Linked DNA regions of Homo sapiens: all the other regions are linked to region 3. Evidence: chromatin contacts called from ENCODE Hi-C or POLR2A ChIA-PET data. All regions are on one chromosome and are shown on one strand. Each heading gives the region's core, a stretch centred on a gene start or an enhancer-like site at or near the end of the contact. The rest is flanking DNA. Distances are from core to core; before and after follow the strand shown.

The links. Hi-C counts contacts between places; a loop is a spot of excess contacts on that map. ChIA-PET counts read pairs that join two places held with the same protein, here RNA polymerase II (POLR2A). Pooled maps may share reads with other maps.
Region 1: a loop to region 3 is called in a map of ascending aorta, with 5 times the contacts of the local background. The contact joins the enhancer-like site here to the promoter of HDAC7 in region 3. A Hi-C loop is called at or near these places in 1 of 168 maps with a recorded cell type or tissue (ascending aorta) and 4 of 50 pooled maps.
Region 2: a loop to region 3 is called in a map of CD4-positive, alpha-beta T cell, with 5 times the contacts of the local background. The contact joins the promoter of ARID2 here to the promoter of HDAC7 in region 3. A Hi-C loop is called at or near these places in 2 of 168 maps with a recorded cell type or tissue (CD4-positive, alpha-beta T cell and naive thymus-derived CD4-positive, alpha-beta T cell), 2 of 37 single-sample maps with no recorded cell type and 19 of 50 pooled maps. POLR2A ChIA-PET finds 5 or more read pairs at or near these places in 1 of 52 experiments (T-cell).

What each region holds. Positions count from the first base shown.
Region 1 is chr12:45,232,578-45,236,913 of GRCh38, reverse strand. All of the region lies in intron 1 of ANO6 (anoctamin 6), which reads right to left. Among named protein-coding and RNA genes, the nearest start is that of ANO6, 19 kb to the right of the region's middle. Within about 2 kb of position 1,558, at least 27 of the 41 ENCODE cell types and tissues checked have a DNase peak (open chromatin) inside an H3K27ac peak, as active enhancers do; they include ascending aorta, where a contact is called at or near this core.
Region 2 is chr12:45,728,061-45,732,546 of GRCh38, reverse strand. ARID2 (AT-rich interaction domain 2) reads right to left here and starts at 2,841. Exons shown (of 21, transcript NM_152641.4): 1 at 2,619-2,841; 2 at 2,410-2,503; 3 at 1,233-1,330. The coding sequence starts at 2,710. RefSeq lists silencers at 2,391-2,630, 3,141-3,560 and an enhancer at 4,073-4,486.
Region 3 is chr12:47,817,337-47,821,705 of GRCh38, reverse strand. It overlaps HDAC7 (histone deacetylase 7), which reads left to right and starts at 1,803. Exons shown (of 26, transcript NM_015401.5): 1 at 1,803-1,939. The coding sequence starts at 1,921. RefSeq lists enhancers at 41-962, 2,301-2,874, 3,592-4,252 and silencers at 1,513-1,852, 1,993-2,072, 2,083-2,392.

The sequences.
Region 1 (4,336 bases), core at 309-2,808, 2.6 Mb after region 3:
ATCATTAAAAAGTCAGGGAACAACAGATGCTGGAGAGGATATGGAGAAATAGGAATACTTTTACACTGTTGGTGGGAGTGAAAATTAGTTCAACCATTGTGGAAGACAGTGTGGCAATTCCTCAAGGATCTAGAACTAGAAATACCATTTGACCCAGCCATCCCATTACTGGGTATATACCCAAAGGATTATAAATCATTCTACTATGAAGACACATGCACACGTATGTTTATTGCAGCACTATTCACAATAGCAAAGACTTGGAACCAACCCAAATGTCCATCAGTGGTAGACTGGATTAAGAAAATGTGGCACATATACACCGTGGAATACTATGCAACCATAAAAAAGGATGAGCTCATGTCCTTTGCAGGGACATGGATGAAGCTGGAAACCATCATTCTCAGCAAACTATCACAAGGACAGAAAACCAAACTCATGTTCTCATTTATAGTTGGGAATTGAACAATGAGAACACTTGGACACAGGGTGGGGAACAGCACACACCAGGGCCTATTAGAAGGTGGGGGGCTGCAGGAGGGATATCATCAGGAGAAATACTTTATGTAAATGATGAGTTGATAGGTGCAGCAAACCAACATGGTACATGTATACCTATGTAACAAACCTAAATGTTGTGCACATGTACCCTAGAACTTAAAAAAATAATAATAATAATTAACAACTGACAGTGGCACATACAGTAGCTCTACCATTAATTTGACAATAAACTCTACAGGTTACCTCTTCACAGAATTTATCACTTTTTGAAAATTAAAATTTGAGCCAGATGTCTTCTAAATTCTGTTATATCACAACAGGATTGGGGCTATTTTGCCTATGCATGCACCTGTAACTAATTTCCTTCTCCTGAGGCAGAGAGGACCCTTCTCCCCTTCATATGTAGCCTCTTTCACTTCCAAGGACAGTCAGCCTGATCCAGCCAGGATCCCGGAAGGGGCACTGGAGGCTGCCTGGAAGAACTTGCCCCAAGGGTGGATTAAATACCTGGGAACACACCCAGCTCACAGCTGGAGGAAGGCCACCTGGGATGAGGCAGTCACCCAGAAATGTAGAGACAGACAGGCATGCTAGTTCAGGAATGCCGTCAGTGTGAGGGAGGGAAGGAAAAAGCCAGGAGTAGTTCTCAACTTTTTGGACTCCTGGTACACTTCCAAATACTGGAATTTTTGACTAGGGGACTTTTCTTGAAGCTGTTTTTGCACAAGACTGAGAAAATATCCATTTTCCATACTGAAGAATGAGGAGAATGCTCAAGAGCCACAGGTGCTGGAGTTAAAAGGCGGCATACCACCAAGCCTCCTTGCTAGTTCTGCTCAGATGTCATGCCACTCAACTAGGTCATTCCTCAGCCCTGAGAAGCTGCTTTTGAATAGAATTGTTTACTGCCAGGCCTGGATTTCTATTATGCCCAGGAGGTGGTTTTCCCACATTGCAGTAAACATTTGATCTTTCTTACGTGCCAAGCTGAAGTTAAGCCTCCCATCTCTTATTGCAGGAAACTGTACCCCACTCTTATTCACAGCCCTACTTAGAACAGACAGCACAATATGACTAAGGAAGACTTGTGAAAATACAACAGTTTCATCACAATTTAGGGCTAAGATTTAAGATACCACCAGTATGACAGCTAAAGAAGGGAACAGAAAAGTACAGCTCCTGTCACTAAATCTGTAGGCACAGACAGGCCACAACCAGAGTCTGCTACAGGAAGGAGGAGAAGTAGCACCACATTGGAGAGGACTTTATTTCCAGGGCAAGAGGGTGATTAGGAAACACTGACAAGAGCAACACAGAATCCAAAGAACTAAAGAGACTGAGGTCCTAGGCATGTTTCTGAGATAGGAGTTTGAACAACTGAGGAGGAAAAGGACAAGCCAAATTATTAGAACTGAAAGGTTACTGCTGGACTGATAGTAAACACTGACAAGAGCAACACAGAATCCAAAGAACTAAAGAGACTGAGGTCCTAGGCATGTTTCTGAGAAAGGAGTCTGAACAACTGAGGAGGAAAAGGACAAGCCAAATTATTAGAACTGAAAGGTTACTGCTGGACTGATAGTAAATGCTGAATTGTCTCATCTTGCCTGCCTGGAGTCAGAATTGGTTCCAGAGACTGGAATGTAGCTGAGCTAGGAAGTGGGAATCAAAAGCCCAGGGGTGGGGGTGGGGGGTTCTGTCAAGGCTGGAATTCAGTGAGAGCCTAAAGCCTGTTTTAACTCAGGCAGGGAAGATGACTAAGAGTGGAAACCAGGCTCGAAAAATCATGAGTCATTCTTAAAAGAAACCAACATCAGTGTCAGTAACTTCCCTGGGAACTTGGAAAAGGGGCCTGAACAAATATTTTGGAATCTAATATCCTGCACCAACACTGAACTGCTCCTTCATTTGGATAGGTCACTCTAACTTTTCCGTTCTCAGAGCTCTTTCAGTTACCAAACGAGACTAACAATATCTGTTTGCAATATTTTTACCAGTAAAAAAAAATCAGTAGGAAAAAAGGTGACCTTCTGGAGAAATAAATTATTACACATGAACTCCTTATACATAGGGAGAGTCTGCAAACAGTTCCCTCCGAACCAGTGTCACACTCATCAGTAAACTCATCAGTGCAATAATCCTCAGAATGAATGTGCAGTTCAGTTTCACAATTACAGCAGGACAATTAAAATCTGAATTTCTGTAAAATGAGATAGGAGTGAATTTTCCTCACACATTCTCTTCCAACTTAAGAACACATTTGCTAATTTCCTATAATTGGCAAGGCATTATGTGAACTGCTTAAAGAGATTACAAAAATAACTAAGACCAAAAGCTACCTGACTTTAAAGTAAAAACAGAATTAGAAGGTTAAGGATTGTTAGTCTGCTACCTATAAGAAACGAATACTTCAAGATTTAATTCAAAATACATTTTCTAGATATTCTTATAGTTCCAATACACTAGATTACTACTGATATCTATAACACAGATGAATCCCCAGAAAGATTGTGCTAAGTGAAGCCAGGCACAAAAAACTACATTTTACATGATTTCTTTAGAACGAAGCTCAAGAATGGGCAAAATCAATTTATGGAGGAAGTCTTTAAGTGCTTGCAGGGACCATGTGGAGGAAGGTTGACATGAAAGGGGTACAAGGGTGCTGGAAATGTCCTCCATCTCTTGTTTTGGGTGGTGGCTATACAACTGTCATAACTTAAACAGTTAACAGTACATTTTACTATATGTAAAATATGCTTTTACAATGTTAACCAAAAATATCACTGGACTAAATAAGCAGTACTAGGAATAGAGGGTTCAGACAAGAGCACAGGCAAAAGATAATGTTAATATTTCTTATACTTGATCTCAATGGCATTTATAAAGACAATATTCCCAATTTGAAAGGAATTAGAGGTATTAGATATAACAATAATACAGATATATTACCTGCTAGTTTCAATCACATATGAAAGATCCCTACACAGAAAAATAAGTCACAGGACTGTTTAACAGCAAGTGATAACAGAATTTGCAACCCTTTATTTTTTGCCCTATGAACTGAAAACAAAGCAAGCTTTAATTTGCATCTTCCATATCACTCTATTACTAGGGTGCTTTGGCTATTCACAGGGGAGGAAATCCCCAGTGTGATTCTCTAATATTAGGATTTTTCATGGGCAACAAATATTGAGAGAAGCATATCAGAGTCATCAGTAGGTATTTTCCACCCTCACAGATTGTGATTCATGCCCTACGTGCTTGGTTGTGACTCCCAGCCGAAGTCAGGTTAAACTCTTCCTCCAGACAGGAATGAGTCACATCCCACAGCCAGTAGAGTAGAAGTCTGGAGAGCCATTTCTGGCTGAGAATCCAGAGGCCCGTTGGCTTCTAGCTCCCTGCCTCTCCCTTCCTCAAGAGGAAAAGATGGAGTGCAGGGAACAGATGTACCTGCTCCCTCTCTTTCTTCCTCCTTTGGAAACTTCCGGAAGCTACACAGAATTGCTGCGGTCCAAGCTCTCCATGGCCTCTCCTTTAGCACAAGAAAGGAAGATAATTATGCTAAACTGAAATGCAAAGAAAGAATGAAGAGAACTGGGGTGACTGACCGAGTTTTGTTGCCTTCCAACCCAGGGCTATTATTTCAGCAAGGAACAAAGGGGCACTGGAACCACTAGCAATAGTACCACTTTGCAAGGTGCATTAACAGCTGTAGAAATCATTATAAACAAAACCTCTGCATGGTGAATTCCCTGAGTACGACTGGACTTGTGAGCCTGAAAGCATTTGTGGTGTTTTACGCAGTAATCTAATGTACATCTTGAGCCTTCTCATA
Region 2 (4,486 bases), core at 1,592-4,091, 2.1 Mb after region 3:
GATTTAGCCCTTTAATTTAAAATGTACTCTGACACAAATGCCATCACACACACACAATAGATGACAACCATATTTAATATTTTCTAGACTTCCTGTGTAACTCAATAACTACTCCACAAAGTTCTGCGAACTCCAGCTTCAAGCCTGAAGTCAATCTAAGATAGCCAATAGAAAGTACACCTGTGCGATTACTGCATTTCCTATTTCAGAATGCTGAACGTAATACACAATAACTGAGTGCATCTGAAGCAATAATAAATGCAAAACTCAAATTATGCAGAAGCCACCTTACAAAAAAAGGCCTGTACTATCACTATTAAAAAGCAATAAATACAAAGAATATCATTTTAGTTTTTAATAACACCAACTAACTTAGGATCCTCTAAGATAAGCACTTTAAAAATAAAACACAGCATCATGATAAATTACAGTATGAAAGTATTCCTAGAAGAAAAACTAGAGGCAAAAAAAAAAACGCTAAATCACAAAATATATCATCTAGACTGTATCACATACCAACTGAATAAGAAATTAAACTTTGCCGAATAAGCAGTCAAAGAAGAAGAGGGAGAATGAAAGAAAATCCAGATTATAGTATCCCATTTCATAGTATCCCCATTTTCCTAAAGATATAATAATTTAAATTATCTAATTTAAATTACTAATTTAAGTCACTGGAAATTCAACAAAAAGTAATTATCAAAACAATCCTGGTCACCTAAGCCACCAACATGTTATGCCATGTAGGAATATTCTACTGAAAAACCTATTCAATGACACTGTTCCAAACAAGAAGTTTCATTAAAAAAAAAAAATTCTTAAAGCCAGAATTTTTAAAACTAAAGGAGTTTCCAAAACAAAGAAAAAAATTTTCCCAAAGGTTACAAAGTTTCATTAACTATCTTAAGTCTTTTACTAAGCATCACCTTTCTGCCCCTCAGTGGGTATCAAGCGATGAATAACAATGTCACAAAAGAATGTTTACCAAGATTGGGGCTGGGGTGTCACCTGTAATGATTTTGTATGAAAAATGTAAACGATCCTGAAATTGGTGAGGAAGACTTTCACCTTCCTACAATCTCACTTTATTTATATTAAATGTGTCTCAGTCTGAAATGAACAAGAGCTTAAGAACTGTTTGGTGTGCAAGGTTTGCTTTTGTTTTTGCTAAAAACAAATCTCTCCATAAGTCCCTTATTTCCAAATACTATGGAAAAGTCACTACTACTCACCGCAAGTAATACTGTTTTAAAGCAAAGGCAGCGTTAGAACAACTTCTGGGAAAGTTGAACTCTTCAACAATTTCTCCCCACTGATTCTTCTCAGAAACCTGGTAAAACACAGGCACAGTTGTCTGAACGTGAACAATCTAAGAAAATCTTAACCTAACTATGAAATAAATACCCATTCTACAGAGATCTGTAGATACCTAAGGCATCAGTGGGTGTTTCGGATCGATCGGTAAGAGTTACTAAGCAAGGGCTTCTTGAATCACTGTGTTTTCACCAGAGAGCCCTGTATTTAATACCACTTGTTTTGTTTGGGGGTGGGGGGGTTTGGTGGGTTTGTTTTGTTTTTGAAGCCCGGACAATAACCAATCGCAAGTCCCTCTGTCGCCCCCTTTTAAATCTCAACGCGGTCCGTTTACACTAAAAAAAAAAAAAAAAAAAAAAGTTCAAAAGGATCAATACAGTTCCGGACAGCGACGTCCGCGGGTTGGGGGGGGGGCCGGGGCTGGGGCCGATTCCGATCCCTCTCCCAGATCTATCCATCTCCATAGGCCCTTCTTTGAGGCCTACAGCTTCTGCCTAGCCTTGAAGCCTAAGATGGCTATTTGGAGACAGGTCCTGGTTTCTTTTGTTAGCTGTATAAACCGAGGGCGACGGGGCCGAGGCTGTGCCCCCGGCTGCCGGGATTATTTCGCAGCCGATTATCGATGTTAAACCTGCCCGCGCTAATTTTGAGTTGCACGAAAACTGCTCTCAGAGTCTGTGTGTCTCTGTGTGTCTCCGCCTGTGCTAGAGCGGCAGCGGCGGCAGAGCTGACTCGCGAGCGAGCGGGCGGGCGGCGCGGGAGCGGGGCGGGCGCGGGGCTCAGGCTGGCGCCCCGCACGCCCGCATTCCCCGCCGCGGCGCTCAGACCCCGCCGGCCCGACCGGGCACCGGGCAGGGCGCGAGCCGGCGCCGGGCCGCCCGCCCGCCGGAGCCCCGCGCCCGCCGCGCGCACGCGAGCCACCAGGCCAAAAACAGCCCCGCCGCCGTCCGCCTCCGTGCCACCGGCTGGGAGCGAAAAGAACGCCTTTTGCCCCCGCGGGCCACCCCCCCAGCCCCAAGCGCCCACTCCGGGGTCAAAGGAGACTTTTTGGAGGAGGCCAGCGAGAGGGAAATACAAATTAAAACTTCCACTCACCTTCGCGAATCCGCCTAAAGTAGTGACTCTGGTGTAGAGACCGTGAAGATCCAGCTCCTTCCCACCCACCGCAGGGATTTTTTTAAAAGGCGACCTGCGGGAGAGAAAAAGCCCCGCACTTGTCAGCCGGGACCCCGTGCCCGGCCCGGGCGGGAGAGCCCCGTTCGCCCCGGCTCGCCCCGGCGCTGCCCCCCCGGTTCTGCTCTCACCCTCTGCTGTGGTGGAACTGCCGCAGCTCGTCCAGGAAAGCGAGTCCCTTTCTCCGCTCGTCCGGAGGCGCCTTCCCCGTCGAGTTTGCCATTATTTTTTCAAAGGAGGTTTTTAAAAAACCCAGATCGGTGTTTTAAAAGCGCCCCCCGCTCCCAGCGCTTCCTACCAGAGCCCGGAGCCCATTCCTCGGCCGGCGGCGGCGGGGCTCAGTCATGGGCCGGCGGTGGCGGCGGCGGCGGCGGCGGCGGCGGCGGCGGCGGCGCAGGGAGGGAGGGAGGGAGGGGGAGGAGGAGGAGGAGGGGAAGGAGGGAGCAGGAGGCCAGGGGGAGAGGAGGGAAGGAGGGAGGGGAATTTCTAAAAAAGTTTAAAGAAATCGGAGCGAAACTAGAAGGGCAGGCGACTGCCGGATCCGCGCGAAGCCGCGGGGCGAGCGCGGCCCCCACCCCTTCCTTCCCTCCCTCCCCGTGGCCCGGCTCTCGCCCGCCTCTCAGCGCCGCCGGCTGAGGCAGCTCAGCCCGGGGACGCGATTCAACATGGTGCTGCTGCCGGGGGCGCGCGAGCGGGCGACGGGCAAGGCGAGCCGATGGTGAGGGGTCTGGGCGGCCAGAGGCCCAAGAGTTTCGGCGGCGGCGGCGGCGGGGCTAGGGCAGGCGGGGCTGGGGGTGGGGAGGGGGAGGTCTGTGTGGTGGTTTGTGGAAAGCGCGGTGACAGCGTGTATTTCGGCCCCGGCTCCGCGGGGCCCTCGCACACATTCACGCGCGGCCTCGGCCGCTGAGGCCGGGGCGTCCCCGGGCAGAAGCACCGGCGGCAGCTGAGCCGCTGCGCGCCGCCCGCCTGCTTCCCTCCCCGCCAGCCTCCCTCTCTGCCGCCGCCACGGCCTGGCAGCCAGTGCCACACAGCGACCCCCGAGGGCTGGCCGCGGCACTGCGCCTGGCTCCACACCGCCCCGGCAGATCCTCGCGGGGAACAATAGACTCGACTCGCCGGGCTTAGGGTTCGTCTGCAATGTGCCGCACATTTCACACGCACACAAAGCCGGCGGAAAGGGGGGCGGTGCGGGGAAACGGCCACTACCGGTTGTTCCAGGGTTAGGGGTGGAGGCGATGTTCGCGTCCCCGGCCCGGCTGTTGGAAGGGCCGCCTCGGAGTCCCCGCCCGCCCGACAGAACCGGTGTGGCGCTCTGAAGGGAAAGGAAGCTCACCGGGGTAGCCCCTCACGCTACGCAACATTCACAGATCGGAATAAAGTCAATTTGTTACCTTCTGTTTTTGTAAAATCTAAAGGAATCGGCTTTTATGAGCCGTATGCTAGTATTTTGGGGCCTGGTTAGCACATTTTCTATGAATTATCCACACGCTAACTTTAGCAAACTATACGTTAAATACAATGTGAACTGTCTGTCCTAGTTCTGTGGAAATAGAGTAATGCTCTTAATTCATCTTGCCGCTGGTTGGCTTCACATATCAAACTGGAGTATTCTATGAGCAAAGTTATGCAAACTAACTAAACTGGTTGGGAAGCAATCTATCGAACTTCGACAATAATAATTAAGGTTTACATTTTTATAGTAAGGTCTCTTCAAGATTGCTGCGTTTAAAATAAATACCGAATAAAACGTTTTTCCTTGCTTTCAAATGTCTTAAATGTAATCCTCGTTTAAAATATTTTGAAGGTTAAAAAAACCCTTTGCTTAAATGAGTCAAAACATCTCAACAAATACTACCACCTAAATTTGCATTTACGAGGGGTGTTGGAGCCGGCTCTTTGCTACAAATGTTAATTAAGATTACAGTACGTGAAACGTATTATTATTCCCATTTTAGTGACGGCCACCACGGGCAAAGTCACTGCCTAACCCAAGGTCACA
Region 3 (4,369 bases), core at 554-3,053:
GATAGGGAGTGGGTCTTGAGGATTGGAAAGATTTCAACAGAAGGAGAAAGGGGCTGGGAGGACATTTCTTTTGGAGGCAGCATGATGAGCGAAGGCAAGGGAGTGTGGAAGCGTGAGGACAGGATGGGAAGCAGCTAGCAGCCCAGTCTGGCAGAAATAATGATAGTAATAATAGTGACTAACACTACTGAGCCCTAAGTACCAGGAGGCACTGGGCAGGGATGTGTATGGAGTGTGGTGCCAGGTTGTAGGAGGACTTGAATGCCAGGAAAGGCTTTTGGGAGGGTAAGTTAACAAGCGCAGAGGGGTTGGATCTGCCTGCCGAAGGAGAACTGGGACAAGGAAAGGGGCTGAAGTAAGAAGTCCCACGCTGAATATGCCGGTAGCAACAGATAGTGAGTCCCGAGCTGTGCCTGAGGGAAGGGAATAGAATCTATGGTTTGAAGTTCACCGCCAGCATGGCCAAGCCCTCCTAGGCCACTGTGGGCTCTTGCTTCCAATCAGACATGACTCCACCTCTGGGGCTGCCTCAATTTTTCCTTCTCTGGATTCTTGGGGTTTCTTAGGATTGCGGGAGATAGAATGGGGTCAGGGGAAGCTGCTCCTTGGTTTACAATGGTGGCGCCTCACGCTGCAGAGAGCCCAGTGTTCCTGCGTGGTGGACCTCTCCCCTTCCTAGGAGCAGCTCCAGATTGCTGGAGGCAGACACGGCTGACCGGCTAGCCCAGGAAGCACAATGGCGAGGTCCTTAGCCCCTGACCCCTGAATCTGACCTTCTCTCCAGCTAAAAGCGGAGGGAGAGGCAGGGAGGGCCACTGCCTAAAGCCGGCCCTGAGCTGAGTTTATTAGCTGAGGGAGGGCTGGAGGCGGCTGCATTCCGACTCACAGACTGGAACATTTCTGTGATCCGCTGTAATGCACTGGGGGACACTGGGCACATTGCTGAAGTTTGACTCATAGGGACCGGGAGGGGGAAAGAGGGGGGTTGTGGAGGGAGAGGAATGGGAGGAAGAGAGGAAGAGGAGAGGAGGGAAGGAAGTCCCTTGAGAAATTTCTTTAAAAAAAGAAAACTTTCAAAATCTGCACCACCCCCACACCCTTTTTCTTTTAATAGGAACAGGCTGGACCCTTCCGTTCCCCTCAGCAGGCATGGTGTGTGTGTGGGGGTGCCAGTGGGGGAGGGCTGGGCAGTGATTCAAATCAGATCCTGGAACTTTCCTGAGGCAAGTCGTGCTTATGTGTGTGTGTGTGTGGTGGGGGGTGTCCGTCTGGGATTCCTTGTATGGGACATGGGACACCACGCGTGTCCCACTGTGCCCGCGTGTGGCTGCGTGCTTGTGGGCTGTACGGGTATGTAGTGTGTGCACGGGGGTCCACCCCGAAGCCCCAGTGTGTGCTGTGTAAATGATTCTGCCCCTTGTAAACATGGATGCGTGCTCGTGTACGTTGTGTATGCGAGGGTGCGTGCGCCCAGGTAGCTGGGTTTCCGGGAATTGTGCACGGCTCGGAGCGCCTCGCGGCGGCTGGGGCTCGGAGCCGCGGCCGGCGTTCCGGGTTCGGCGCTGCCTCCCCGGCAGTGCGCCGCGCCCCGCCGCGATCTGGCCGCGCGCGGTGTCTGCGGCCCGCCTGTGCGCCGCGCGGTGCAGTGTCTGCCGGGGTGGTGTGTCCCAGGGCCGCGAGCGCCTGCCCCCTCCCTCCCCTCCCCCTTGGCCCGCTCTCAGACTCAGATAAAGCATTTCCTTCCATTGTCATCCTACCCGGCCGGCCGGGCTGCCAGGGCCCTCCCCCTCCCGGCCCCCTCCCTTCCTCTCGCCGTCTCACAGTCGCTCTGCAGCCTCCGGCGACTGGGGGGATGTGAGGCCGGCGCCCCAGCCCCCCGCCCCGCCATGAGCCCCCCGCTCTGAGGGCCCCGGCCCCTGGATGCACAGCCCCGGCGCTGGTGAGTACTGGGCGGCCGCCCCCCGCCCCGCCCTGCGCGCGGCACCCAGCGTCGCCCGCCCAGGCTCGGCCTCCGGCCCTGGCCCCGGCTCCGGCTCCGGCTCCGGCTCGGGCTCCCGCCAGCCCCGCGGGCCCAGCCCGGCTTGCGCCCCCCGACCGCGCCTGTCCCGCCCGGCTCCGCGGGGCTCTGGCAGGCTCCGGGTCGGAGCTGGTTCCGGGGGCCGGAGGGCTCGGGCCTCCCGCGGGGCGCCCACATCCGCCCGCCCCGGGGCAGCTACAGGCCCAAGGGAGGGAGTTGGAGGCCCCGGCCGCCGGTGTGCGGGCCCCACGTCCCATCACCCCTGTTCCCGGGGAGGACGAGCCGAGGGACCGGGGAGGGAGGGACGGCCGCGGTGGCCCGGCGAGGGGGCGGTGCTCCGGGGCGGAAGGTTTGGAAGCGCGAGGGCAAAGGGCAGGACCCACTGAGTTGGGGCTGGGCTTTGTGGGGCTGGACATCAGCGCCCCCATCCCGTGGAGCCGGGCAGGGCCCTACTCAGATCCTTCGGCGGGGAAAGAGGTCCCTTGGAGGGGTCTCTGGCTGGGAGGTTTCTCTGAGCATTGCCCCCCATCCTTGCTCACCCATCAGGGTGAAGAGACACCTGTGCCCTGGTGAGCTGTGGAGGTCAATGCCGGCAGCGGCGCGGGAAGCGGGGCGCCGCAGGCTGTGTGAGGGGTGGGGGACAGGATGTGCACCCCCCAGGCCTGGGGTCTGTTGGTGTTGGGGAGTGTGAGAGCAGGCGGCAAATTTGGCGGATGGGCTGGGTTCCCACGACCAGAGTTTCTAGGCCTGTGGGCCAGGAGAGAGCCCTCTGGGGCCCGCAGGCCACCCAGTGCCCCACCCCCATTGCTTCCCGCTGTGGCTGCCCGTTTGGGTCTGACCTCCCCAGCCACGGCTGCTCCTCACTCCTTCTCCCCGCTGGCTGTCTTGCGCACCCAAAGGCCTCCCCCTGCATCTGGACACTGGCTGTCTCGCTGCCAACGCTCCCTGCCCACTCCCCTAGGCAACATCTGCCTGAGGCCCAGCTCTGCCTGCCGCTTTCTAGGGTGAGAATGGGGCATCGGCCCTCAGCGGCCCTGCTGGGAGCTCAAGATCAACTTCTCAGCCTGTTCCCTGGACTTGCATCTGGACCTGTGGGACCTTCCTCAGGACCCCTATTCAGCTATAGGGCTGGCAGGAGACTGTGACTCAGGTCCCTGCCCTCCAATGAGACGCTTTGGCGGCCCTTTCCCCCTCCCAGGACTCCATAGGCTGCTAGGCTGCCGCTACCCATGGGTTATTAAGTCATTTTCTTCTTCTCTGCAGTCATTTCTGAGGGAAACTAAGGCACAGAGTAGTCCCAGTGAGTGGTACCCAGCCCAGTGAACCTAGACTGGAACCAGGTCTTGGACCTATTGGGACTGGTCCTCTGCCTTTAGTCCCCTGATGTCCCTCCTTGCCCAGCAGGGCCAGGCTCAGAGGCAAGCTCAGAGCTGCCTCCTGATGTTGCACCTGGAATGGTCCTGGTGCAGTGTTCTCCAGAGGCCTCTGTGTCCCTTATTCGGCGGGTGTCTCTGTGGCCACCGGGTCTTACAGTGGGTTTTGGGGCAGGGAAGTTTGCATGTCTAAGCTGTTCACTCCACTTTGACACTGAAGTTCAGTTTCCCCATCAGTAAAATGGGGAGAAAATTCCAAGCACACTTCTCAGAGCAGAGCAGAAGAGGTTGACTATGGAGAGGAGAATGAAGGTACTGTGCTATTATCCACCCCCTCCAGTTTGCTTAGGGATAATGGACCTCAGCTTTAGTCCTTGGTGGCCTCTTGGCATGGAAGCTGGAACTTTCTCAATTCTGATATAAAACCCTTGAGCAAGAGAGAAACTCATGTGTGATGGGGTAGGGAGTGGGGACCCTCTGGTAGCTGTGGGCAAGCATGCCCAAGGACTTGGAAGACAGAAGCCTGTGGAACCCCATCTCCTCTTTGCCTTCTTTCTCCTGGCCTTTCATTAAGGGCTGGTAATTTTGAAGTCGGCAGGGGCCTGAGAGAAGGTGAGCTAATGCAAGGCCCAGGGTCACACAGCCAGGGAATGGCAGGCGGAGGGGGCCAGAACCAGGCCTTCTCACTCTGCCAGTGCCCATTCTGCTGGCCCACCCTCCACAGCTTGGCTCTCCCTGGCCTGCCCTCAGTTAGACTTCGGACTGAGGCCTCCAGTGGGGTGTGGGGTATTGCTGGAAGCAGGGCCTGAATAAAGTCTGGGGCTAGCGGGAGGGCATCTGTCCTCCCGGAGGCTCCCAGGACTGTGCATTTGTGTGTGTTGGATTTGTTCACTAGATGGGGCACTTCCTTTGGGGCAGGAAGCTTTGATTTCCTGTGGTGATGGTGAGGAGGGGTTGGTAAGGATTAGGAGTGGGGGGC